Regions from separate parts of the Mus musculus genome. Here all the other regions are linked to region 2. Evidence: chromatin loops called from intact Hi-C (ENCODE). Cell type or tissue: heart. All regions are shown on one strand.

Region 1 (4,000 bases), 510 kb after region 2:
GTTCATTCCTCAGACTCCTCCCTAGCAGTGTCACAGAACCCCAGCTACAACCTCCCCTCCCATATTCCCTGTGGATCCTACAGACCACCTTCTCCTGGCCTCTCTCCCCCACTACTTAATTGTTATGTCGCAGGCCTCACCTACTGCTCAACCATAGGCCACACATGCCAGATCAGGTAGTCTGCCTACAGACCTTCTCAGCTCTCTCAGTTCCCCCAGAACCAGTCTCTCAAGCTCCTCCCTAGTGATGAACAGATCATCAGCTGAGGCCTCCCTTTCCTCCTGCCCAGGTCTCCTGTGGATTCCCCTGACCATCCCTGCCTGGCCTCCCTCCCATTTGTTGCTGCATCCCAGACTCCAACACCAGCAGGCATTCCCTGTGAACACATTCGCCAAACAGGTCATTGAATCAGGCAACACATGGCCAACATACTCTCTGAAAATCCAGAAAGGAAACAGAAACTAAATAACAAAACGCCCATCCAACAAAGAACAATCCAGAAATCAGCAGCACCTAGACCTATAATCATCCCAAACCCAGATGCCACCATAAGAACACAATCAATAACATCCAGGACAATATATCTCCACTACAGCCCAGCTATCCTACCACAGAAAGCCCTGAATATTACAACATAGCTGAAGGACAAGGAAAAAACCTTAAAACCAATTATATGAAGATGATAGGGGTCCTTAAAGAGGAAATAAAGAAACCCCTTAAAGAAACCCAGGAAAACACAAACAAGTGAAGAAAATGAATAAATCCCTTAAAGAAAACCAGAGAATTGGATGTTTGGTTTGTTAATGTCTAGTTTTTTGAGTTTTTAAAATATTTTGACTATTAGCCCTCTATCAGACGTGGAGTTAGTGAAGGCCTCTTTCCATTCTGTAGGCTGTTATTTTGTCCTATTGTCAGTGGCCTTTCCCATACAGAAGCGTTTCAGTTTCATGAGGTCTCATTTATTAATTGTTGATCTTAGTGCCTGTGCTATTGGTGTTCTGTTAAGGAAGTTTTCTAGTTTTTCTAGTTCCACCCATTTGCCTGAAAATTTCATGATTGCATTTTTTTAACAGCTAAGTAATACTTCATTGTGTAAAAGTATCACATTTTTTCTTATCTAGTCTTCTGTTGAAAGACATGGGTTGTTTCTAGTTTCTGGCTACTATGAATAAAACTGTAATGAACACAGTTGAGCAAGTGTCCTTTGGTAGGATGGATGTCCCTCAACAGATGAATGGATGAAGAAAATGTTTATTTACACAAAGAAGTAGTACTCAGCTGTTTTTTAAAAATGATATCATGAAATCTGCAGGCAAATGGAGGGAACTAGCAAAAAATCATCCTGAGTAAGCTAACCCATACCTAGAAAGATAAGTATGTTATGTATCCCAGAAAGATAAATACAGTATGTATCCAATTATAAGCGGATATTGGGATATTAGTCATTAAGTAAATGATAACCAAGCTACAATCTGTAGACCCAGGGAGGTTAGGTAAAGAAGGTTCTGGGGGAGATGCATTGATCTCTCAGCAAAGGGGAAATAGAATAGATTTTATGGGAGGGCTAGGGGCAAGCAGGGACAGAGATGAGGGAACCAGGTAGAGAGAGAGACAGGATGGAAGGAGAAAATGCAGAGAGAAAGCTGGAATTGAGGGGGGTTGGGAGGGTGGAAACCTAGAACAGCAGAATCTGTAGAGGTCCTAGTGTGGGGGTCCTAGTGTGGGGGTCCTAGTGAGGTCTCCTAGTAATGTGGGACACAGAGGTTCAAATGGCCACTTCTTATAGCCAGACAAGGCTTCCAAAGGTAGAACTGAGTTCCATTCAGTTGAGTTGTTGTTGACCAAGGGGGTCCCGTGGTGATCTCCAAACAACCTTGGCTGATGCTAGGACAGAAGGTTGCTCTCCCAAACCTGACAATCAGACACCATTGCTGAGGGCAACATCCAAACAGCTCAGGAAACATGGAGAGGTAGAACCTGCGTCGAGCCTTCACCCCTACGTTCTATCTTTGATGAAGAAGGGTACTATGCAGCCTACTGAAAGAGAAACGTGGACAGCAGCCACAAAACCTTTAAACAACAGTCTGTCCTGACTGCACGACATGATGTGGTGATGGTGGTGCAGAGCTTGTGGGAGTGACTATCTAATGTCTGATTTAACTTCAGGCCCACTCCACAAGAGAGAAGCCAAGCCACTGCTTGGCACAGCTAGAAACTGGAGACTGCATAGCCCGGAGACCTAGTGTAGAAGCAAGCATGACTGGTCCAAAAAATAATAATCAATGAAATGACTCCTAATGATATTCTGTTATACTCATGGATCAGTGCCTGTCCAGCTGTCACCGAGAGGCTCCCTCTGGCTGCAGCAGATGGGAGCAGATGCAGAGATGCACAGCCAGGAATTATGCAGTCAGAGTCTAAATTGGAGGTCTCGCTCCCCCAGGAGTTCAGAGACTCCAGTGGAAGATGGAAAGGAAGTGTTCTAAGAGTTAGAGGGCACAGAGGACACCAGGAGAAGATGGCCCATTGAATCAACTAAGCAGGGTTCATACATGCTCACAGAGACTGAAGCAGCAAACACAGGCCTACAATGGTCTGTACCAGGTCTTCTGTGCATATGTTGTAGCTATTACCTTGGTGTTTGTGGGACTCCTGTGTGCCTCTAACTCTTCTACCTGCTCTTGAGACCTTCCTCCTGTTCAGTTGCCTTGTCCAGCTTCAGTGTGAGGCCTCTTGCCTTGCCTTATTGTGCTTTGTTTTGTCCTAGATGGTAATCAGAGGCCTGCTCGGTTCTGATGGGAGATGGAGGGAGGGTGGACTGGGGAGGAGGGTAGGTGTGGTGAGGTGGAGGAGTGGAGAGAAGGAAAACTGAGTTGGGGTATATTGTATGAGAGAAGAATCTGCTTTCAATAAATTTATATTATATTTTATAAATTGTATACTATCTAACTGTGAAAGGAAGGAAGGAAGGGACGGATGAAGGGAGGGGGATGGAGAGGAGAAGGAGGCTAAAGAGGATGAGTCAGATACACACTATACCCTTCTAGAGCGTGCCCTACCAAGAATTCAACAGTGGGGAGTTCACTGATAAAGTTGGAGCCTCAAGCTCTAACCACGTAACAATACTGCATCTCTAAACACTGTTGCATTGATACTATATGAGTCTTTGGAAGGGCATTTCATACCGAATCAGACAGCTGGGAGCTCAGGCAAGGACAAGGTCTAAAGATATGACCTAATATGAGTCTGCATTTCCATGTATAGAATAAATTGTATATGTGCTAAAGATACATTTTTCATATATATCATATATACAATACATATGAGAGAGAGAGAGAGAGAGAGACTCACTCTGGCTGGAATGAAACTCACTCTGCAGATAAGGCTGGCCTGAGATCTGCCTGCCTCTGCTTTCTGAGTGCTGGGGTTAAGTGTGCCCCACCATGCCTAGCATGCGTTCTGTTATTTAATTTGCTAGGAAGACTGAAAGAATGGTGGCCATGGGATAGAAAGAATGATGGGTTTTATGCTACGACTTTTGACATTTCTATAAGGCATCTAAGACTTATTAGATAGTTAACAGGATCCATACCGTTGAGCTTCATGTCTGAAGCAAAAATATACATTCCAGAGCTAGTGATATATACATATGTTTAATGGTCATAAGAGAAAGAGAATTACTGGCATGGGCCCATACATCTCTATGTCCTGCTATCTTCCTGTATCTTCACTCCTAGGAGTGGACTAAGAAAACCAAGAAAAGAATGTGAGTGCTGTCGTGATTTTAATCTCATTGAGTAGATGATAATTCCTCTCCACACGGCTTTCAGTTACGCTAAGGTTTTTTGTTTCATGGAAAGTTTAATGAGTCTAGTCTAACAGTGTTATCTCTTAGGAGGGTTGTCTTATGTGTGTTGTGGTTTCATTTTTTTGCATTCTATTTACTATTCATCCGAGCATGGAAAACACCAGAGTCTTCCTGAATTTCCCGTTACCATC
Region 2 (4,000 bases):
TAGAGGGTTTGAGTCATTGTGTGGGTCCTGAAAGCAGAACCCTGAAAGCAAGAGTGCTCCTAACCATCTCTCCAGTCCCTTCTTAATAAAAAGCATCCGGCAGCTCAGGCTATGAGTGTTTACAACAAATGGTCTTTCAGAGTGCTGTTTTCTAATTTTGTCTATCATCCATCTGTCTGTCTGTTCATCCATCCATCTATCATCCCTCATCTATTATTAATGTATTAGCTATTGTTAATCAGTCTCATTACAACAAATATATTATTGTATCTTGCTTATATTCATCCCTGACTATCACAGTATCCTGACCCTCCCCAACTTCCAACTCAATGTTCCCTCCCTCTTCTGTTGTCCTATCTCTCTCTCTCACACACACACACAGAGAGAGAGAGAGAGAGAGAGAGAGAGAGAGAGAGAGAGAGGGACAGACAGACAGACAGACAGAGAAACGCACACACACAGAAACACAGAGACACACAGAGAAACACAGAGACACACAGACACAGAAACACAGAGACACACAGACACACACAGAAACACACTAACACACACAGAGAAACACAGAGGCACACAGACACATAGAGAAACACACACACACACACAGAAACACAGACACACACACACATACACACACACACACACACACACACACACACCCTAGATTCCAAATGAAAGTGGGATTTTTCTTTCTTCCCTCTTTATTCACCTTCTTTGTTCTCCCCATCTCCTCCTTTTATAATTCCTCCTTAGCCCTATTCACTTTCATGCCCTATATAGGCATAAACACATATTTCTGTTTAAATCTAGATTCCACATGGGAGAGAAATGGGCAGCATTTGTCTTTCCAAGCAAGCCCCATGTATTCGTGCCTAACACTATGCTTTCCTTTGTAGCCTTTTGTTAAATGTCAAAGCTGAGTGTCAGTTGGTAGATTTTATTCAGTCTGAAAAACAGGAAGGAAGGGGGTGAGAGAGAGAGGGAGAAAAGGAGATAGACAGAGAGACAGACAGACAGACAGATAGGTAAACACCCTTCAAAGTGACGTACTGCTTCTAGCTGGATCCTACCACCTTCCACCAACCACAATTTTTCATGCTCCAACACCACCCCAGTCAGGGACAAGCCTGCAGCACTGGAGCCCTTGGGGACATCCCAGACCCAAGCACTGGCTGAGATAGGAGCCCTCCTCCACAGTAGGAGAAGCACCATGGTAGGCTCCAGGTTTTGGCTTTGGAAACTATAATAAAACCTTGCCATTTACTGTTTAACTTGTGGCTCATCCTTTTCAAGTGGCAGTCAAGGATAAGCCCTAGGACAGAGTCAATGGCACAGAAAACTGCTTGTACTTCTAAGGTAGTTCTCTAGAGAACTCTGGGAATGGTTGGTTAGCCTCTTAGAAATCCCTCTGTCCCCAGTGCTTGCTGAGACGTAGGTGTGTAGTTTCTACTACATCTCTTCAGTTTTTCAGTCTGGCAGTCTGGCCATAAAAGAAAATGGTGTGACAATACATCTGACCAGATAAACTCGATTTTGGTTTGGGACCCAAAAACTTACTAAATACTTAAGGTAGGAAGAGATTTTACTAAATTAGATTGCTAAAACCCAGGAAATACATGAATATGTAAATGAAGAAAATTGATTTGATATGGACATAATTTCCACTCCTGAATAATCGTCAGACCCAATAAGATTTGTCAAGAAAGAGTGTAACAGATTTAAAATCTGACTAGTATTTAAATGAAGAGATCAGATTTAGACTTTTAAGCCAATGAATGTATCTACTCGTGCCTAAAAGCAACACAGTGCTGACTCACGGAGACTTGGGCTAGAAATGTCTTTCTTGATGGTCTCTGACAGCTAGTCCTCTTTTCTGAAAATGCTGTCCTGTGTACTCAGTGTCATCTAAAGGTTGAGGACCCTAGGAACAAGCCTTCCAGTCCACGAGGGACTTTATAATATTTAATAAATAATACAGGGCCCCTGCATGCACAGAAGATGACATGCACAGAACATGATACTTGCCCAGCAGGTGGAGCTGTGAACAAAACTCCTGTGAAGACACTGTGTCTGCAGGGACTACGCTGCCTGATTACAACTTCAGTACTGGGGGACATTAGAATGTTGCAGGTAGGGTGCAGAGGGGAGGATGAGGGCACAGTGTGGGGAGTGGGTGTGGGCTTAACTGCATTATCTCAGGCTAGCTTTAGCCCTCAGAACAGTCACACTTGACTATCTCCGTGTCAGAACTAACATGCGGTGAACAGATAAAATCCTTTAGGAATCTATTAACTTAGCAGCCACTAGCATCCATCAACCCCAAAGCTAAGAGTGTCATGGGATAGCATTTTGGGGCCTCTGGTAAATCTTTCCCATTTTATTGTACACACTCTCTGATGTATCCACCCATGCTATTTAAAATTACCTTGGTTCATGACTTTCTTTGTTTTTATAAAACTATAAAACTTCATGAAACTAACTCCACAATGGAACATGGGATTTGGGGTAATCTAAATCAAATCTGTGTTCTTAGCCACAGTCACTCAAAATGGCTCCACAATAAACTCTCTCTTATTCCCTTAAAACTAAACAAAACCAACAAACCACAGAGGCGCTAAGTGTAGTACTCAAGACCTAAAGCTGAAGACAGAACAACAGTGGCCCGCATCCCTTTGGTTGCCTTGGGAACCATAACAGCCTCATGGGACACCCTAGAGGGTGTCTTTGGATGTCAACCCAAGGAGGAGCCACAGCAGAGAACTGTCATGAAGAAAAGATAAGGGCTGTGGTTTTTGTTATTTTTAAACTGTCACTAGAGATGGTAGTATTGTCAGAAGAAAATAGAACATTTAAATTTATGATTAACAAATCTCTGATCATTAAATTATTTCTAAGATACATGCTGGGGATATGCTCATCAGGATTACTGTGTGAACCCAGTGGATTTTAGCGACACTGGCAACTGAACATAGGAAGGTCTTACAATGACACCTGGGCTCACCTTGGTTGCTGCTTTTGATGCTACGGACTCTTTCATGAGTTTAGGCATTGCGTACGCTCTTGGGTTCTTTAGAATATCCTCGATTTTCAAGTCTCTAACTAAAACAAAATAATAAGAGACTCTAATTGTTTCTTTCTTCACAAAGGCCACATTTCTCTGCACTTTTGTCCCAGCAGTGCTTACCCTCAGTGAGAGAGAGAGAGAGAGAGAGAGAGAGAGAGAGAGAGAGAGAGAGAGAGAGAGAGAGCAGCACAGGAAGAGGTAGGGAGAGTGCTGCTAAAGTGGCTGCAGCAGAAGAAATAAATATTCTACCCCTGAGTTTATTAAGCTGGTGTTTAGAGTATGTTAAATTCATTAATTTATATTAAGGTCATTCTTGTGAAATCATTCAGTAAGTATGTAACAAGGGTTGCAAGAAGTCTCTTTTTTAATTGATTCTTGATGCATTACAAAATGGGCTACTAGATATTGGCCTGAAATTCCAGAAGTAGGTAAGCATTTAATACTATCAGAGGTTAAAACATCTGGTAGCCAAGAACTGGCATTTGTCATTTGGAACAGATCCAAAGTAGCTTGGAGTTAGAATGGGCAACTAAGGAAAGAAATCAGACCAAGTTTTTAAACTTGCTTTTTTGTTTTGTTTTGTTTTGTTTATTTTAACACAACTTATGCAACCCAGGCTAGGCTTCTCTGGTCTTAGCCTCAGGCATGCTGAGGTCACAATTTTGAGTGTTTCTTTAACACATGTCTGTGTGATGGCAGTTTCTGAAGGAGTGAGCATTGAGGACTAAGTGAGCCTGGCTCCATACCCACGGCCCTCCATTGGATGCTTGCTATGCAGAGCATCTGACTGCGGTGTGAGAACTGCTGTTCATAGAAAGTAAGAACCATGCAAAGAACCCAAACTGGGCAGATTTGGAACTCAGTGTAAAGGTCAGAGATAAATGAAGAAATGAGTAAAGAAATTGAAGAATAAAAATAGTCAAAGAAAAGTTACAAAAA
Region 3 (4,000 bases), 110 kb before region 2:
TCTGTGGATAATGCAGAAACTCACAGCTGATCCACGGGCAGAGAATAGTGCCAGTGGATAGTACAAATGGGACTTTTGCATCACACTTCCCTACCCAAGGACCATGGCAGAAGAGAGAGCAGGGAGATTGGAAGAGCCAGATGCTGAAGAGGACTGGAGTGAAATGGGATCGTCTTCTGGATGTGACAGGACTGCTGTGCTCAGGAGCACGAAGTAGCTGTACTTGCCTGCATAGGGCAAAGCTAGTTAACATTCTAGTATGGATCAGCGGGCGTGAGCCCCTCCCCCTAACTGAGGAGCTATGGACATCTGATGGTTTCTGGGGAGAAGAGAGTCAATTTTCTTTAAGGATATGGCCCTTGGTAGGTTGACTGTGCTCTATGAATGGCCCCACAGCATGGAATATATGGGGCGCACAAGCTGGACTTGATGGGTTATTAAAAAAGGACACAAAATTAGGTGGGACTGGGGAGGTGAGGGTGGACCTGGGAGGAGTTATGGAGATGTGCGAGGAGGCGAATGTGATCAAAATGCATTGTATGAAAGTCTCAAGGATTAGATATATTACAAACAGTGCAGGTCTACAACTTTTTACCCTTGAACTCCACCAAACCTTTAAAGAAGAGCCAGCATGGATGCTTTCTATTCCAGACAATAGAAAATGAAGGAGGGGGGAGGAGCCCAAAGTGTTAGGGAAGGCATGTGTAGAATAGAGATAGGAACAGAGGAGAGTTAGGCTTTTCTGAGGAATTCAGAGAAGCAGACCAACCTGCTGAACCAGAAACTTTCTAACAAAGTTCCTATTTTCTTCTTCCAATTAGTAAGTGGCTGCTGGTGATACTGAGGTAATGAGTAGACACTATGTAAATATCTTGTTTTCATCAAGGTCTTACTTTAGAGGTCTGTTGATGAAACCACTAGCATGCAATACTTTTAAATTTCCATTATTTCTTCAATATTGGTTAATTGATGTACTTTATTAATTATCCCTCCCTCTGTGTGTGTGTGAGATGTGGATGCATGGCATGCATTCTATAGCACAATTGTGGAACTCAGAGGACAGTTTTGTGGAGTCAGTTCCTGTCTTTCCTCATGTGGGTTCTAGGGATCAGGTTGTTAGCATCTCACTGAGCTTGGCCTTTTATTATGAAAAATAATTTCCCTTTTTCTTCCTTTAGCTGCTTATTCACTTGTAACTTTATATCAGTGTAGACTCACAATAGGTCATGACTCTTTAAAATAAATTTTGTTTGTTATTTATTTTTCTTAAATCATACATTAGATGGCTATCAGAGAATGTGGAGAAAGAGAACTTGGAGACCTTCCATTTCACCAGGGCATCTGTCTGGTAGCAGGCGCAGAGGATAAAGCACTCATGTATTTATACTAGCTAAGAAGCACTAACCTGAAAGGGAAAAATGAGTGTAGATTATGCTGAAGTATGTTGTTTCCTAGATGTTTCTGGAAATAAAAAGGGCCAGTTAGAGGTAGATTGGTCAATAAGGCTACTACAACTTTCTCTCTTGGTTTTTAGCATCTGGAGGTGTCCACTGTTGGAGACTGAGATACACGTTTAAGTAAATAGAAAAGGAGACTCACGTAAATAAAGAAAATGTCTAATTAAAAAAATAAAAGAAGGGGGGGGGGGGAAAGAAAGAAAGGAGACTTGGTATCGGTGTCCTGTCACAAGAGGGCAGCAGTCAGCCATTGATTTGGTTTTTTTTTTTCCTCTCAAGGCGTACAGACTTAAATTAATGTGTCTTGTTTTTTTCAGAGACTTCAGTACTACAGCTAATAACATCTGTATCGACAAGACCAAACCTCTATGGCACAACTACTTCTTGTGTGGCTTTAAGGGAATTCAGGTAAATCGATGCTTACTAGCTGTTGAGATTATAGTCATGTTATTCCAGATTGACTCCCATGTTTTTGGTCTTCTTTTAGTACTGATGCTTTTCTTGTATTTTGCTGACTTCTGTTTCAAGGCCAGGGGCGGGGGGAGGGGATATGATTGCCTCTGGGTTGTGCTCACAGGAGTGGTCATGGTCTTTCTTTCCACTGACTATGCATCATTAAATACACCTTGAAGAGAGATTGTCCTAGTATTTACATTCTGTTCTTGGGATGTACAGGAGTATACTGAAATGGACTTAGAGTTGAGCAGCCATGGGTTTGAATATGGGCATAATCCAGCTTTGTTAATTTGAGTTCAATCTTGGCTTTATCTGTGAAACAATGTCACTGCTATTCAATGAGGAGTGCTTGCAGGGCATCACTTTGCTGGGGCCTTTAGGCATTTGGGGATGGTAGCCAGCATTGTTACTGCTTGTCCAGGTGAGAATAAAAGGGTTGTAGTGAAGGTCTTACTGTGAGTAGTTTCTCAGAAACATTGACTTAATCTTAATGTCATAGCTTCAGTGCTGTGTATAAGACTAGGAGAGTGCGATATTTCCACTTTCTCTCACAGTTAGGAGAGTAGGAAGCACAGAGATAAAACCAATACTTGCTGTTTTCAGAACCACTCCTGTGTTTCTTTTTGTGTTCTTAATTTTAATTTCTAATAATTAAAAACCAATCTACTTATTTTCTTTATATGCCTGTGGGTGCTTTGCCTGCATCACTTGGGTGTCTGGCACCCGTAGAGGCCGAAAGAGGGCATCAGGTCCCCTGGGACTGGAGTGACAGACTGTTGTTAGCCACTCTGTGGGAATTGAACCCAGGTCCTCCTCCTCTAAGAGCAACAGATACTCTTAACCACTGAGCCATCTCTCTAGACCCTTAACTTTTATTTTTTAAATTAACATTCACTCAATAATTATTTTAGTTGTAGTGAGTCTTGTGATATATCATAGATTAAGAATATTAAGAAATATTTTTTTTGTCTTCGTGATTCAAAAGGAAACTAATAAACATACTTTTCTGGTTTTTTTTTTTTTTTTGAGAGCTTATGATCCAAGTGGCCTGGAGGGTACTATCTGAAATTGTCACAAGCTGCTTAGGACTCAGTGACATAGTCTTATAGAAGCCAGTCAGGGTAACTTGGGATGTGTAGTCCTGGGGTGTAACTTGGGATGTGTAGTCCTGGGGGTGTTGTCATGGAGGTCTGGTCTAGGAGTGCAGCATTAATTTCTTGAGAATGTGGCTCTTTTTTCAAGACACATGGTAATAACTTCTGGGAAAAGTTATTGGCCTGTTTTAAATCTTCAAATCATTTGGATTGTCATCCACATTAGTGGGAATTAGGGTATTTGGAAGCATTGGTCAGCAAATGCAATCTGACCTTTCTTGTAACAACATGCCTGTTTAGTATCATATGGTAAAGTGACACCTCTCTTTCTCTCTCTGTATATGTATATGATATGTATATATGTATATATAGTATATTTTTGTATTATTTTGGATAGAGGCTTAAAATCTTCTTTGGTTTGACAACTTATGTGCAAAAACACAGGTTTCTTCAATGACCTTTTGGCAGAAAAGTAATTTCAATGTTAGCAGTCCAGAAACCTTCTAATTAAAATACTAGAAAGTTCCAAGGGATAGTCTGTTTATGTGAAATTGAACATGTTATCCTTTTGGGATAAAGCTACTGCAATGTTTGGCACAACTCAGTTGTGTTTTTCAGTCTGCTGTTACTGTTGAATTTAAACATTGCGTGCTAAGTTTGTAACTATGATTCACATCCAAGACAGTCTGTGGATCAGTTTATGGTTAAATATATAGTGTTCCCCAAGGACTGCTGCCTTTGAGTGGGCTGCCTAATGTTCTGTACAGCGGGGCGTTGGCAATGGCACGTCTTCAGTGTATAATTTGTTTGTGTTTCTGGAAGGAGATTTTTAGATGACTTGGAATCAGGAGGTACATCCAACTGAATCTTTTCTTTTGTGGCCCATGATTTTTGCCAAGGAAGAAAAAAAATAGACAAAACATTAAGGACAAAAGCAGATTTTATTTGCAGCATTTTGCTCCTTTGGTTAGTCTAATTTGCTTATTGAAATTT
Region 4 (4,000 bases), 230 kb after region 2:
GAATTGCATCTGCTCAGTGGCTAAAGGGATTCAAATCTGTAATCATTTAAGCATGTAGCTTGTATCAACCTATAATTGGTCTAATATTTGAGCCAGTTCGGGTTTATTTTAATGATTTCCTTTTCCAGAATCCAAAGACTCTGGACTCATCCCCAAACTTGAACTGATTCACAGTGTGGCTGTTTCTGAGTGAGGATGGGTTGGGCAAATGTTTCATGGAAGCCTGGCTCAAGGAGAGTGGTCAGACCCCTACACATCCAGTGCTCAGCAATTGCAAGATCCAGAGGCTGGACAAGGCAATGGCCCCAGGACAGAGAGCACAGAGCTAGACCTGGTTCTTTAGGGAGGCTGACTTAGTGCCTGTGGCTTAAAATAAACCACACAAACTTCTCCAAGAGAAACTGGCTTGTCTCCCCATCCCCTACCCCTTACACTTTTTATATGTAAGAAGGAAAGCAAGCCTGAGAGTCTCTCTCTCTCTCTCTCTCTCTCTCTCTCTCTCTCTCTCTCCCCTCCCTATCTCTCCCTTTCTCTCACATACACACACTAACACACACATTGACACACACACATACACACACTAACACACACATTCACACACACACACACACACACACACACACACACACACACACACACACACACACATCGAGTTCTGAATATTTGCAAGTGATCAGAAAAAGTTTGGTATCCCAGTGCTGCTTCATGCTTTAACCAACTCTAACTCTATATAAAACAGATCGTTTTCTACAGTTATGATAAATTCTGGGTAACACTAAAAACTTTCTTAACAGAAACATACGACAATTTAGAAATCTAAGGCCACAATCAATTTGGACAGGCACCAGGTAAGTAGATGTACCTTGGTTTGAGTAGTTGTCTTTTAATCAGAAAACGAAGCTCCCATTTCACAAACAAGATAAACCATTTAACACTTCAATAAGCCATTGAAACTGTTAAAAGTACTATCCTTGTCTTGTTTTTATTGTCAAAGTGAAGTATATGTACTTCCAAAGCCAAGACATTAGGTATCAGCATTAGGTATCCAGAATGGTATTAAGTCTATAGCAGGTTTAATTCTCTGCATAGGAAATGGCTCCCCCCCCCCATTACCTGCATCTAGGAGGAAGCTTTTGGGATTCATTTAGATAACAGTCCTAAAATAGGATAGGTTTTATTGATGCCTTAAACATATTGTAAATGTCTTCACAAAAATTAAAGGCCAAATATTTACTACCTTCTCTTCATCCCATGAAATAATACTAAACCAAATCTCAGATAAAATGAAGATCCTTCCCAGTAGCTAGGTCTGTGGATTTTTATGTTTAATGTTTGAGCTTCTATTCTTTTAAAAAAATAATTTATTATTTTGGGCTGGGGAGGACCCAGAAAGTCATGTATGGTATGTACTCACTTATAAGTGGACAATAGCCATAAAATGCAGGATAAACTTACTACAATCCACAGACCCAAGGCATCTGGGTAATAAGGAGGACCCAAGGGAGGATGTATGAGTCTTACTCAGAGGGAAACTAAACAGTCATCAGGGGTGGATGGAGAATTTGGTGGGCGAGACAGTGAGGAGGCAAATGGGGATGTTGACCAGATATGGGGAGGGGATTGGGAAAGGGCTGGGAGTGAGAATAGAAATGGTTGTGGGGATTTCCCTGGTGACTAGCTGGAGGCCTGAGTCAGAGGAGGATACAGTGAGTATATAGTGTGGCCATAGCTGAGATTCCTATAGAGACTGAAGTGGCCACCTCAGCATAGCTAGGCAAGACTTCCAGTGGAGCTTCTATCCACCCCATCCCCCTCATCATTAATTTATTTATTTATTCGCTTTATGTCTTGATCGATGCCCCCTCCTCCCACTCCCCTTACACAGTTCCCTCCCAGTCCCCTTTCCCCTTTTCTTCCCTTACATATCCCCCCCATCCTTGCCCAGGTTAGTTGACTCTATTGGTCTTCCTGTGGAGTTTCTATCCCTCAGGGCTCTTGATCCTTCTCCCAACTCTTCCATAAGATTCCCTGACCTCTGTCCAATGTTTGGCTGTGGGCTTCTGTATATGTTTCAGCCAGCTGCTGGTTGGAGCCTCTCAGAGGACAGTTATGGTAGGTTCCTGACTGCAAGCACAACAGAGTATCATTAATAGTGTCAGAAATTGGTTTGCTTGTGGTATGCGTCTCAAGTTGGGCCAGTTATTGGTTGGCCATTCCCTCAGTCTCTGCTCCATTATTGTCTCTGTATTTCTTGTAGACAGAACAAATTACCAGGGCTGCCTGTTCCCTTGGAGGCCTGCTGTGACCCAAGACAACCAGAGACCAGTGGCTGCCATTAGGGGCTACCAGCTCTACCTGCAGCCCCAAAGGCTTGCTACCACCAGGGACTAACAGACCAGCCAATGCCAGAGACAGCCAGAGGACTAAAGGCCAGTACAAGAACAGTTTCAACAAAAGCCAGGGCAATATGGCACTGCCAGAACCCAGCTCTCCTACTACAGCAAGCCCTGGACCTCCTAACACATCTGAAAAGAAGACAATGACCTTAAGAGGCATTTTATAAAGATGATAGAGGCTTTTAAATAGGAATTAAATAAATAGAGGAGATACCAGAAAATACAATCAAACATGTGAAGGAGGAGTCTCTTAAAGGCAGGCTCTTATAATGTAGACCTGGCTGGCCTAGAACTCACTGTGTAAACCAGGTTAATCTCGAATTCAGAGATCCACCTGCTTCTGCCTTCTGAATCCTGGGATTAAAGGAGTTTGTCAGCATGCACAACTGTAATTTCACTTTTTAATTATCATACAGACTAACATATCTCCTTATTGGCATCTTTATAGTGCTTAACTTTAATGGACCCCCTCGTTCTTCTCCCCTTCCTACAGCCCCAGAATTCCTTTCGCTTTCATATCCTATGTGTTTTTAATATCCTCCTTAGCACCCACTCTTCAAGCTTCTTCCCCCACCTTCATGGATATGGGTTTCTTTATGGTTTCCAGAGAGAAAAAAATGTAGGTGCAGGTCTGTCTTTTAAAAGCACACAGATACTAATTGTCATGTCTCTACAACATGTTCTCACTCATTCTGGAGACTTTAGAGGAACACTACCCTTGGAGGGATTGTAGGTTTTGGTAGCATCCTGACCAAACAGAGCCTAGCACTTGTAGAGGCCTAGGAATCCCTTTTTTATCACTGATGTCAGAAAGAGACTTTGCCGTTTACTTACTCTGGCTGATGATGCTCAACAATTAAGAATCAGGGTAGATAAAACACTTCCATTTTTTAAGTCACTTTTTCTTCCCACCATCAACAGCAACAAGTTTCATTTGGAGAAAGACTAACACTTGAATTACTGCCAGTAATATCGACCACAGAGAGTCTGGAGTTATATAAGTACCCTAGAGAAAGCATAGACAAAAATGTACCAGCTCTTCCTGGAGTCTACTGACCTTATCTTGTAAACACTGATACCAGTCCCAATTGCTCTATGCCCAGTGTCAACATCTGGAAAATGTAGGTTATTCATCCGCAAGGTCCCTGGCCCAATTATATGTATTATACACACATAATACAGGCATACATACATACATACATACATACATACATACATACATATTATATAACATTTTTAAGGGCAAGATGCCCACATGTAACCTGCATGAAAAATGCCCTCGGGCCAGTCCTGACATATGTCACTTAGTACTTCTTGGAAAACACAAAAGTTTAAGATATGAAGGCAATAATTTGTTAATAGATTTGTATCCAGGTCTTCTAATCTCATCTGTGACTAGAACCAAATAAAGTCTTAGAGAAACAGAACAGATGTTGCAATATCTCCCTCTAAAATGCTTTTGCAATAAATATTTTCTGGCAGGTTCCAAACAATCAAGAATAGAAAATTAACTGAAGTGAGTCCAGGTGCTGACTTTTAAGCAAAAGCAAGAGTAGTCTCTGCAGCAAAGAGAAAATGCGGTTTAAAAATACTAGATATCCATA
Region 5 (4,000 bases), 360 kb after region 2:
AAAACACAAAGGAGACTCTCATTAAGGCAGCACAAAAGAGATGATTGCTGGAGTAAAGAAAAAGAGAAGAACAGCCTCGGGCAAACTCACCAAACTGTGGCCATTTATGACTAAGGCATATTCTCCTGTCACAGCCTCTCCTGCACCCGCGTCCAACCCCAACCGCTGCTTGTTGTCATAAACTGCATGTCCATTGGAAAAACTCGTGCTTTGTCCAAGCAAATTTTCCTTTGCTTTCCTTAAAGAATAAGAGAATTAAAAAAAGGCATAACAAAGCACACAGAGCTTGTCTATAACTGAACCAAGAGGCCGGCCTGGAAATGAACTCATGCTACCACTCTTCAGCGTAAGGCCCAGGTATTAGGCCACCAAGCAGAGGGAAGGCCAGACAGCAGTGCATGTCAATCCTGCAGGGGCTGGGGGAGCACAAGGAACTAGGCAGCTAAACACAGAGAAAACAGAACTACCTCAAACATTTTACACTACCTAAAAACTGGCTTTAACCAAGGAATCTTGATAGCTTTGGTGTATAAAGAACCACTCTCTGGAAAAACGGTGTTTTTCAATATGCTAAACAAAAACTAAAGGCGATGAATGAAACCTTCTCATTACAGAGCACTCCCCTCCTTCCCTCTCTCTTTCCTTTTCTCCATTTTTCCCTCTCCCTTTCTTCCTGACGTACGTACATACGTGTGTGTGTGTGTGTGTGTGTGTGTGTGTGTGTGTGTGTGTGTGCGCGCGCGCGCGCGCGCGCATGCGCTCATCATTATATAACCTGGCTGAAAACAATAGTCCACTTATAAACACATTTTGTTTAACTTTGAAAGAGATTCATGATGCCATTTATTATTATAAAATAAAAGAAAAATATTTTAAGTAAAAATAAAATCCTCATAAGTTTAAATGATAACAATGACCTTGTGAGAAACTCCAAACTCCAAACATGGGGTTTTTACAAATAGAAATTCCTCGCAATGCTAAAGACCTAATCAGTAGCTTATATGATGACATAAGCCCATTAGAACTGGCATTCTACTGTTCTCCTAAAAAATGTGATAATGTCTTTAATAGGAAGGTAAATTCCCACCCAGAAGACCTGTGGGTGACCAGGTTATAAATAACAGGTCTGTTGGCATGACCACAGTAGCTTCCATCATAGGAATACCGGCAGATGTCCCCTGCAGAAGGATGCCCAAGCCAGCCCCTGCATGTGAATATACCACTACATGTATAGATGAATTCCAGAAGAAAACAGAAAGTGAAGAATAGGTTAGCAGATGTTTCGACTTATGGCAAAATGAACTGTCTTCTTGATGTCCTGCCCAGTGTGGAAAGCATTTATTACAATGAGTTTATGCTGAAGATCCTCTGATGGGAGAGAATGGTCATATTAAAACAAGCATTATGCCTTCAGCTTTTGAGTTATTTAACATACAGTGATGCATATAAAAATGCATCACCAAGAGTTTATGTATGAACTACAAAAGCAGACCCAGAAGCAAAGGCAGGTCACCTTGTTTCCTGGCTCAACACTGCCCTCTGCTGTCCGGGACCAAAATCGTGCCTGCACTTAGACTTGTCACTCAGCCTTGGTTCCAAGGATGATATCAGACAGTTAGCAGGCAGTTTGCAGAAACAAACAAAAGGATGTGTAAGGTTAGAAGGCTGTTTGAAATGCACTGTGGGGAAGGAGACAGAGCAGGCACAGAGGATTACTGTTGCAAGCAGAAGGCTCCAATGTCCTCGGTAGATAAGCAACCCAATGAACGCTCATCATGGTCATGAAAACTGGCAGCGCCATCTGATGAATGGGAGAAATGATACCAGACATGAATGTGTGTCTCTGACGGCACTGCAGATCTCATAAACTGGGCTTTGAGAAGGCACTGAAGCAAAAAAAAAACATCTCCCAGGGTTTCCTGTTTGGTGAGGCTCCCATTTGCTGTGTAAATGACTCAACCTCTATTTCCCCCTTGCAAAACGAAAACATTCCAAGGGAGGGTGAAGTTCATGAACACACTGGCTGAAATTCTACTTATTTAGGAGCTTTCCCCAACAATGTCTCCCTAACATGTGACACAAGTCCCTTTCCAGGCAGAAAAAGAACAATTTTTATGCTCTGCTAAAATTGCTAATGCTCCCCCCACCCTCCAAGGCCTTCACTCCCTGCCAGACTGGAATGAGTGCACTGTAAGACCTGGGTGGGTGTTCATAGCTGTCCTTTCTCTTACTTCCTGGAACTCAGCTCTCCAAACACAAGCTGGTTCTTGCAAATGCAATTCATCAGGAAGGAAGAAAGCTACACATAGTACCTTTCGGTGAAGATGGACAGTGTGTGGGCATCCGACATTCTACTGGACCTCAGAATACAAACAGATGTGAAAAGAAGGGCTCTGCCTTCTAGGCTTTGTAATGAGGGCAGTTTAGTACAATGCTGTAATGCAGAACCATAGGCAGGGTTGAGTTGACTAGAGCACTCACAGCCCATACCATCTGAACACACTACAGCGGAGGGAGGGAGCGCTGTGCTCAGCCATGCATTCAGCCTGCAAAGGAGAGAGGGGGTGCGAGGGATGAGCCATTTTCCTCAGTCCTTTCCTGGCACTCTAGATGCAGGAAGTAAAAGAGATCTGTTAGGAAATAGATTTAAATTATGACATTATGTTTAAAGGAAAATAATTTGGACTTTGGTAAAAGGCCAGAGCTTTGAGCTTGCTTGTTCCTTGGAAACTTGGGTCTGCCTCTGACAGATTAGCTATCTGACTTTAGGCCACTTGATTAGTCCGGGGCAGATCCAGGACTCCAAATTCCTAGTTCTTGGTTATCAAAACAAATGGCTTTACATATACAGCCAGCCACAGGCTATCTCTAGGTTGGAGTAAGATATGCCACCAGAGAGTAATGAAGGAGACAGCACCGCCCTTCAGAGAGTGAGGAAGAAAGGAAGTGAGTGAACTTTTTAGTTCAAGCTTCCAGTTCATTGCCCCACAGACTGTTAAAGACGTCGATCCTTTATCGTCGATCAGAAATCGGGGACCGGCTCAGAGAGCGATCAACCCCCTGAAAACAGGGAACTGTGTGCACCAAAATGCACATCAGAAGTCAAAATGTAATGCTTTAGAGTGTTACAATTTATGAGAAGAAACCTGACCTACTAAAACAGTTTACTCGGGATAACAGAACTTGAGCATTCAAACCTATTTGGTCGCTACTGTCATTAATGACTCTATGATATCACAGTCAGTGTTATGTTCTGCTCCACGAAAGGACTCCTAACTGGCCAATATCTTATAAACAGCCTACATCACACAGCTAATTTTCAGTACCTGCCCCAAGAGCCATTTACAAGAGGTACCAGTGATTAAAGATTTTACTGCTTAGAGAGGGGCTATAGAGTCCTAGTGTCTCTGCGTGGGTACTTGGAGGCAGCTGGGTCATTTAATGAATTTTTCTGAGAACAAAACATGGTGGCTCAGAAATGAAACACTGGATGCGTTATCTTGTCTGACTGATCAAAACCTCATTGTCTATTTTCCTTGCAGCAGAAGATACATGCTCTGTTAAAATGACAGAATCCATGAAATAACCTCAGAAACTGGCAGGACTTAATTGTAGACCTGTGGGCATGAGACTAACACAGGGATGACTGTAGACCTGTGGGCCTGTGGCCAACATAGGGCTTAACTTAAACCTGTGGGCATGCTGCCAACACTAAAGCATCAATGGGAACCAACTCAATCAGGGTTCCACATGTCCAAAAATGGCTAACAACTATGTTATGTGCGTGCTGCGTGGCATGAACATTACTCATCGATGTTGACGACATCTAAACACATTGGACAGGATTAACTACAAGCATGTACATATTGTCCATCCAATGGCTCCTCCCTCAGATCCTTCTCTTTCAACACATTTTTTTTGCATGAACTCAAAAACATAGCACAAGAACATGAAAGGGCACACATTTATGATTTTAATCCCCAAGGCTGTGGGCTTAGAT
Region 6 (4,000 bases), 420 kb after region 2:
GTGGCTCACTGCTCGACAGGAGCAGCAGGTCAGCCTGGTTGAGAAACCAATACAGAGGGACAGGTAAGAATCAGGGTTGTTGAAACCTCTCCTCCATGCATCACCCCTCCTTCATAGCCCTGGCAACACTGAGGAGGGAGGCACCACCTCCCACTCTGTGTGCCCATGCTTTGGGACCATCAGGGTATGAGCAGGTCTCCTGGCAACGTGCAAACTACTAGTGATCTGGGTTGCCAGTTTCGAAAGTCATATATGAATTCTATTTTTCTGGATTTAATAATTTCTTATGAAAAACAGAGATCATTTTCCAATAAATGAGCGAATTAACCCTCCTTGTGTGCTGGTGTCTGAGCCGCTTAAAGCAGGAAAGGAGTCAAGAGGGTGAGAACGCGCGGATAAAACAGAAGGAAAACCAAAGAAAAGAAGAAATGAAAGTAAACAAGAGCAACATGGACGCAAGGCGAAGAGATGAGGAAGCGATGGAAGAGTAAAACACGAGAGAAAGCGGGGCCCACACAGCAATGGGAAAGAGTAAAACACGAGAGAGACAAGAGAAAGTGGGGCCCACTCAAAGAGCGCAGAGGGTGCTCTGGAAAATGACGCTTTAGAAAAGACTTCAACCCAGTTTTGGTTGTGAGCCTAGGCTTTAATGACTGAGCCATCTCCTAGACAGGAAGCCACCAAAATGAACTCTTGCAAGTGGATGGTGACATTGAAGCATAACTCTCCACAGCTGACGGCTGGCGTGAGTGCGGCCGGGAAGGGCTCAGTCCTATTTGAGAGGCAGGTGTCACAGTTTGACCATGCTCCAGTGAGTTCACAGATAACGCAAATTGGGCTTAAGGGGGTTCTATTCATTTTTATTTTTACTTTTTTTATTTTACCTCCCTGAAGGGAGATCATAAGGGTGGAAGGACTGAGAAATGAGTTTGATCAGTGTGCGTGATGTGAAATTTCCAGGGAATCAATAGAAATGTTATATTGGGAAAACAAAACAAAACAAAAAAAGAGCAGTGGTGACCAGTGCTATAAAACCAAGTTTTGAAGGTAATATGTCCCAGTTAGACTCCAAAAAATACTAAAATAAGATCCAAAATTCTGCTACATTTTACTGAATAAAACATCTAAAGATGTCAAAAGGGGGAGGAAGAAAATACATCACAGTTCACTTTTAGAATTCTGGCTGGTTTTGTTTTTTTCTCAAATTAAAATTCTTATTTAAAAATAAATGTAATTCTGGAGGATTCATCTAAAAAGAACTGACCTAAGTTTCAGCAACTTATGAAACTTTAGCCTAACAAACCTCTACGTGTATCTGAAAGGTTGACAGTCCAAGTCTCTAAAATCTTTTATTTAGAAAGACATTATAATGGCTTTATCTTCAAGTCTTAGATTTTAAGTTCAAAATCAACCCACTCAGTTAATTGTCTGGGTTGTTTAAATTATCAAAAACGGGGGGCGGGGGGGACAATGAGAGTTGTTTAAATGAAGGCTCCATGATAGCTCCCAGAGGAACAAACGCCCCTGCATCCTGGTGACTCTCTCAGCTCTGAAGGAATCACCACAGAAGCCAGTCAAGGCAGAAACTGCTTTGTGAGCCCCTCGGTGTGTTCCATGCAAACCCCCTCAGAGAATATGTCCATCTGGGGCCCACTCTTACACTAACGCTCACCTAATCCTGACCCAAAAAAAAAAAAAGAATCTGTGCTGGGGGGTAGATTCGCCTTGATCTCCGGTCATATGTTCCAGTTTCACCATGTCCTGGCAGACGGCATGCTAGCGGTAAAGGTGAATGCCCTTTGGAGCTACGGCTATCATCTTAAGGATAGAAAGATAACTTTAAACACAAGCTAAAATTCCTTATTGTAATAATGCATAATTAGAACTCTTTATGGTGCATGGATAAAGATGCCTGTTGGTATCTGGTGTAGCTTTTCCTCAGAGCTCTGTGTAGATGGTAATGCAATGTCACTGTTCAATATTGAATCTGGCTGTGTTTAATGCTTCCTCTGCAGTAAACCAGGGGCAGAGCCACCTCAACCTCAGACAAGCGACTAAGGTTCCACTGCCACCTAGTGGCTAAGGTCTCTTAACCAGCACTCACCCAACTTAGACTGGAACACGGGAGTACCTTAACCCTCCTGTCTAACTTTCCCTACTCTGTCTCCCTGGAAACCTACCCTCCTACCTCTTCCTAAACCCTCTCATGTCACCTTTGATATCGCTGACCATTCCTCTCCTCACTCACACCCTCTTCTCTTCCCTACTGCTAACATCTTCCTTGGAGGCTTTTTTTAGTTATCATTAAAGAGTGTGTGTGGGAGAACAAGATTGATGGTGTCCATCCAGCAGAGTAAGTTGTGAAAGGCATCTAGCACACAGTTAGAGTTAGACTTTCTAAGGCACTCTGCAATAATCCTGAAAGGGAACGGGCAAAGAATTATAGCAATAGCCTTGCTAGTCCTTGGTCAAGCTTTTGTCAGAGGTGGTGGGCTAGTAGTGTGAGCAAACTACCGAGAGGCCATAGCAGAGACATACAACAGGGAGAGAAAGTGTGATTGTCCAGATGCCTAGCTGGACCAGGCCAACGCCACCTTCCATTATCCCCTAGTCTTTTCTTTTATCAGTTATTGGTGGAAGGATTCAGCTATGACTCCACATAGGAAGCAGCATGCAGCATGCTCCAACACAAACACCTTTCCCCCAGCCTTCCTGGGCAAGAGAAAAACCCGAGCAGATACCCAGTGGAAGCTTAAAGGCAGTATTCCCATCCGAAGAAACTTGAGAATAATCTACTGGATATCTTTGAGGCCTCAGAGCCAAATACATTGTCTCCAGGGTTCATTGGGTGTAAATGTTCGTTAAGTTAAAGAAGAAAAGAAAACACTGAGGAATAGTATCAATCCACAGCCATGAAATTTCTTAAGAACTTATAAAAAACACTCTCATAACTTAATCAATTCATTGCCTATGCAAATCTGTGAGGGAAAAGGGAAAGGGACTCCCCTATATCCAGCAGAGGCCATCAGAGGTCATGGTGAGTGTCAACAACCCACTTGAAGAGCCTGAGACTAGAGTGTTGGCATCATCCTTGAAAATGCTCCAGGATTAAGTTGTGGGACTAGAAAAATGCCACCGCCCTGATCAAGACTAGTACTCTGCTGTGGTGGCCCCTGGGTTCTAGGATGACATCTGTGAGAAACAGAAATGTTTCTCAGACATGCTTTGCTCGGTATGTCTGTTTTGTCTGCTGCTGTTCAGAACATCCAGGTGTGTGAGTGCTGGGATACCAGAGCCATAACAGAGGGAAAGATGCATTTGTGGGGCGATTGTGAGCATCGCTTTGGGAGCTCCCAGGACTTTCTAGACTGCAGAGCTCTTCGTCTTGGCTGTCATGCACATTATCCTTACTCTCAGAACAACATACCAATTCTAAAAACTAGTGTATCATGGGTCAAAGCTCACAATGAAGTCATAAGTGAAAGGGGGTGTGATTACAGATAACATACTAACTCAAACTTTAAAATTTCAGACCAAGCAAGGGTATGTTGAAAAATCATTCACTAAGCACTGGTTATATCATTTTGTTTTGCTTGGCTTTTGTGATCAAATTTTTCAATTAAAAAAATGATTGAAAATAAAACAAGAGTCTAAGAACAGTGCCTAGGAATTCTGGCATTGCAACCATGAGGACCTGAGTTCAGATCTCTAGCAGCCATGAATCCAGGTCGGACCAAGTACCCTGTAGTCCCAATGCTGCAGACCACTGAGACGTGCACACCAGCAGCCTCGCTGAACGACGGCAGGCTCGGGTCCAGTGAAAGACCGTGTCTCAAGGGAAGAAAGAGAAGAATAGAAGAGGACACTTGGTGTCTCCTCCGTGTCTCCAGCGCATCCACCAGCATAGCCAAGCACACCTGCATTCATATGTGTGCACACACACATGCATACACACACACACACACAGGAAAAAAAAACTTGTTTATAAAAGAATGAGAAA
Region 7 (4,000 bases), 240 kb after region 2:
AATCGATCCATACTTATCTCCTTGTACTAAGGTCAAATCTAAATGGATCAAAGAACTTCACATAAAACCAGAGACACTGAAACTTATAGAGGAGAAAGTGGGGAAAAGCCTTGAAGATATGGGCACAGGGAAAAAATTCCTGAACAGAACAGCAATGGCTTGTGCTGTAAGATCGAGAATTGACAAATGGGACCTAATGAAACTCCAAAGTTTCTGCAAGGCAAAAGACACCGTCAATAAGACAAAGAGACCACCAACAGATTGGGAAAGGATCTTTACCTATCCTAAATCAGATAGGGGACTAATATCCAACATATATAAAGAACTCAAGAAGGTGGACTTCAGAAAATCAAACAACCCCATTAAAAAATGGGGCTCAGAACTGAACAAAGAATTCTCACCTGAGGAATACCGAATGGCAGAGAAGCACCTGAAAAAATGTTCAACATCCTTAATCATCAGGGAAATGCAAATCAAAACAACCCTGAGATTCCACCTCACACCAGTGAGAATGTCTAAGATCAAAAATTCAGGTGACAGCAGATGCTGGCGAGGATGTGGAGAAAGAGGAACACTCCTCCATTGTTGGTGGGATTGCAGGCTTGTACAACCACTCTGGAAATCCGTCTGGCGGTTCCTCAGAAAATTGGACATAGTACTACCGGAGGATCCAGCAATACCTCTCCTGGGCATATATCCAGAAGATGCCCCAACTGGTAAGAAGGACACATGCTCCACTATGTTCATAGCAGCCTTATTTATAATAGCCAGAAGCTGGAAAGAACCCAGATGCCCCTCAACAGAGGAATGGATACAGAAAATGTGGTACATCTACACAATGGAGTACTACTCAGCTATTAAAAAGAACGAATTTATGAAATTCCTAGCCAAATGGATGGACCTGGAGGGCATCATCCTGAGTGAGGTAACACATTCACAAAGGAACTCACACAATATGTACTCACTGATAAGTGGATATTAGCCCAAAACCTAGGATACCCAAGATATAAGATACAATTTCCTAAACACATGAAACTGAAGAAAAATGAAGACTGAAGTGTGGACACTATGCCCCTCCTTAGAAGTGGGAACAAAACACCCTTGGAAGGAGTTACAGAGACAAAGTTTGGAGCTAAGATGAAAGGATGGACCATGTAGAGACTGCCTTATCCAGGGATCCACCCCATAATCAGCATCCAAACGCTGACACCATTGCATACACTAGCAAGATTTTATCGAAAGGACCCAGATGTAGCTGTCTCTTGTGAGACTATGCCGGGGCCTAGCAAACACAGAAGTGGATGCCCACAGTCAGCTAATGGATGGATTACAGGTCTCCCAATGGAGGAGCTAGAGAAAGTACCCAAGGAGCTAAAGGGATCTGCAACCCTATAGGTGGATCAACATTATGAACTAACCAGTACCCCAGAGCTCTTGACTCTAGCTGCATATGTATCAAAAGATGGCCTAGTCGGCCATCACTGGAAAGAGAGGCCCATTGGACACACAAACTTTATATGCCCCAGAACAGGGGAACGCCAGGGCCAAAAAGGGGGAGTGGGCGGGTAGGGGAGTGGGGGTGGGTGGGTATGGGGGACTTTTGGTATAGCATTGGAAATGTAAATGAGCTAAATCCCTAATAAAAAATGGAAAGAAAAAAATAATAAAATAAAGTCCTGGGGTGTTGCGGTGAAAAAATAAAATAAAATAAAATTCCAAGCCATCAAAAAAAAAAAAAAAAGAATGTATATATATATATATATATGTATTCCTTGTGAACCCTTTGTCAAATAATTATATACATCTGTTTCTTTGGGGTTGGCTTCTGGGAATTTAATGTGTTTCTCTTTGGGCCAAGTTACCATGTCTGTTTCTGTTTGTAAAAACTATCTTTTCTTAGATTCTGTATATCTGATAAAATAGTTACTCAAGACTTTGCCTACTGGTTTCCTGCAGGATATGACTCTTATCCATGAGACTGGCTAAGAGGTTATTTTCCCAAAGCTTGTATTTAGGAGCATGCAAAAGTCTCAGTTGTCAAGCTGATTTTTCAAGTTGATCAGTTTCTTTTTCAGGAATTCACAATCTCTTGCTCCCCCTTGTGTCTCCCGAGGTTTTGCAAGGATTTTCATCATGGATTAACAAACTGTCTTGCTCTCCCTTGTTCTCAGTGATAACCATGCTTCTGATTTAAGTCAGTTTACTATCACTGCCTAATGTCAGGTGAGAGAGATACAAGCCCTTTGTGTGAGCCTCCAAAAAGTCGGAATGACAGGCCTACACTCTGACCCTTTCCCTCCCTCCTGATGGAGAAGCGTTGGGTTATACATGTCACCACCATGCTGAACCATGTATCACCCCTACTATGTTTTTATTCTATGAACCCCCGTACATACATGTGTCTGTTCTTCAGCACTTGAGTGATGCACAACTAAATCAGTCTCCCAGAAGTCCTCTGAGAAAGTCAAAACGTTGACCTGATTTTGCTAAGACATTGCTTTCCAATGCTGATCTGTGCTGGTTTAGGTGGTGCATAAACCACTTAAACCATTTCAGTGTAGCTGTTCTCATACCCATGTTTGCTCGGGGTACTACAAATCTTCGGATTCTAGAATTCCCATAAAAGCACCTTCACTCATGTATCATTAAGTCAGCATTCCAAGGAGACCAAGAAGTAACTAACCATTACAAGTCTGTCATCTTACTGACATCACACACACACACACACACACACACACACACACACACATCAAGCCAATATTTGAATGCCTAAAGACTCCAAACTCCAAGTAGGTATCCTACTAATGAACATGAAAGAAACAGATTGTTGGAACCCATAAGTTCTTGTTTCTAGACATGTTCAAGAAGAGGGGCAAAGGCAGAAGAAATAGCCACCAAACTTCAACACTGAACAGTAGGCAATGAATGGGAAGTCTACAGCTTACCAACCAACCAACAAACAAACAAACAAAAACCAACAAAACAAAAACCTCAGGGAGGATCCAGCCTCGGACTGCTACGGAAAGTCAGCATCCTTGTCCATCCTGATGGCACATGTTCATCTTGATGGCATGTGTCCTGACAAATAAAGTGGGATTGTGGCTTACAGCCCAGAAACATTTGATCTCTCTCAGTGTGTTCACAGACTAAATGTTGGACATAAGTGTGGCCATGAGGAAGAATTGCTGGTACTTTCACAGTCAGCTCAGGATTCTTTCAATAGTCCTATTTCATAAGCTTTCATGCCTCTTCTAGTAATGAATTGTCTTGTTTTCCAGTCGTAGACACCTTACCAATTGTCCTAGTTAGCTTTCAACTTGACACAGCTTAGTGTCATTTGAGAGTAAAGCCTCAACTAAGATCAAATTTAGGCTTGTGATGAACTGTTTTGATTATTAGCTGATGAATCAAGGCCCATCCCACTTTAGGCAGCATTATCCCTTGGCTGGTGGTCCTGGGCTGTGTAAGAAAATGAACCAATAAACAGCATCCTTCCATGGCTTCTACTTCCAGGTTCCTGCCTTGATTTCACTCAACGATGGACTGTGACCCAGAAGTGTGAGTCAAACCAACCCTTTCCTCGCCATGTTCCCTTTAGTCACAATGTTTCATTTCAGCATCAGAGTGAAGCTAGAGCACTCAGGGGAATATCTGAGCCATGATGTAGGTGGAACAGCATGTCAAGAAAGAGATCGGTATCGTAGTGGTAGGGCTATCCTTAAGTGACTGTTGGCCTCATCTCCTAAAGACTCACTTGCAGAACAGAAATGATGAGAGCATCCTTTTGTATCTGAAAGACTGCAAGGACTCTTGTCAAGCCTGTGCACAGGATGCCAAGGTGAGCCTGTCTTCCCCACATAAAGGTCTCTCTCTGAGCATGAGAAGAGTGAATGCAGAGGGATTTCCAGATGATATTGTGCAATTTTTTTTGCTTTGCTGATTTTTCTCCCCATCTCAGCTTAGTCAAAAATTTAGAGCATTGATTTCATTTCCCAGAAAA

Evidence for each region. A loop is a pair of places that touch in the nucleus more often than their neighbours do. Peaks named below come from ENCODE experiments on the same cell type or tissue, not always from the same donor. Only the 100,000 strongest peaks of a DNase experiment are listed, where the experiment ranks them.
Region 1: a loop joins it to region 2, with 6 times the contacts of the local background. A loop is called at or near these places in 11 of 42 quality-filtered maps.
Region 3: it touches region 2 in a loop (2.2-fold over the local background); 2 of 42 quality-filtered maps call a loop at or near these places.
Region 4: a loop joins it to region 2, with 4 times the contacts of the local background. A loop is called at or near these places in 11 of 42 quality-filtered maps.
Region 5: a loop joins it to region 2, with 14 times the contacts of the local background. A loop is called at or near these places in 14 of 42 quality-filtered maps.
Region 6: it touches region 2 in a loop (2.4-fold over the local background); 4 of 42 quality-filtered maps call a loop at or near these places.
Region 7: a loop joins it to region 2, with 4 times the contacts of the local background. A loop is called at or near these places in 11 of 42 quality-filtered maps.

Annotation. Positions count from the first base shown.
Region 1 is chr2:126,515,450-126,519,449 of GRCm38, forward strand. No RefSeq gene overlaps it. Among named protein-coding and RNA genes, the nearest start is that of Atp8b4, 26 kb to the left of the region's middle. In heart, no CTCF peak of the experiment used is centred here; no DNase peak of the experiment used is centred here.
Region 2 is chr2:126,004,239-126,008,238 of GRCm38, forward strand. Fam227b (family with sequence similarity 227, member B) reads right to left here. Exons shown (of 17, transcript NM_029455.3): 12 at 2,999-3,096. Among named protein-coding and RNA genes, the nearest start is that of Fgf7, 28 kb to the right of the region's middle. In heart, a CTCF peak has its summit at 2,025 (motif pointing right); no DNase peak of the experiment used is centred here; H3K27ac peaks cover 328 bases.
Region 3 is chr2:125,891,579-125,895,578 of GRCm38, forward strand. It overlaps Galk2 (galactokinase 2), which reads left to right. Exons shown (of 10, transcript NM_001291002.1): 4 at 1,775-1,865. Among named protein-coding and RNA genes, the nearest start is that of Galk2, 27 kb to the left of the region's middle. In heart, a CTCF peak has its summit at 1,721 (motif pointing right); no DNase peak of the experiment used is centred here.
Region 4 is chr2:126,230,305-126,234,304 of GRCm38, forward strand. No RefSeq gene overlaps it. Among named protein-coding and RNA genes, the nearest start is that of Dtwd1, 80 kb to the left of the region's middle. In heart, no CTCF peak of the experiment used is centred here; no DNase peak of the experiment used is centred here.
Region 5 is chr2:126,361,666-126,365,665 of GRCm38, forward strand. It overlaps Atp8b4 (ATPase, class I, type 8B, member 4), which reads right to left. Exons shown (of 28, transcript NM_001080944.3): 21 at 91-238. Among named protein-coding and RNA genes, the nearest start is that of Atp8b4, 130 kb to the right of the region's middle. In heart, a CTCF peak has its summit at 1,545 (motif pointing left); DNase peaks (open chromatin) are centred at 1,646 and 2,016; H3K27ac peaks cover 502 bases.
Region 6 is chr2:126,427,394-126,431,393 of GRCm38, forward strand. It overlaps Atp8b4 (ATPase, class I, type 8B, member 4), which reads right to left. Exons shown (of 28, transcript NM_001080944.3): 8 at 1-34. Among named protein-coding and RNA genes, the nearest start is that of Atp8b4, 62 kb to the right of the region's middle. In heart, a CTCF peak has its summit at 2,074 (motif pointing left); no DNase peak of the experiment used is centred here.
Region 7 is chr2:126,243,555-126,247,554 of GRCm38, forward strand. No RefSeq gene overlaps it. Among named protein-coding and RNA genes, the nearest start is that of Dtwd1, 93 kb to the left of the region's middle. In heart, a CTCF peak has its summit at 2,091 (motif pointing left); no DNase peak of the experiment used is centred here.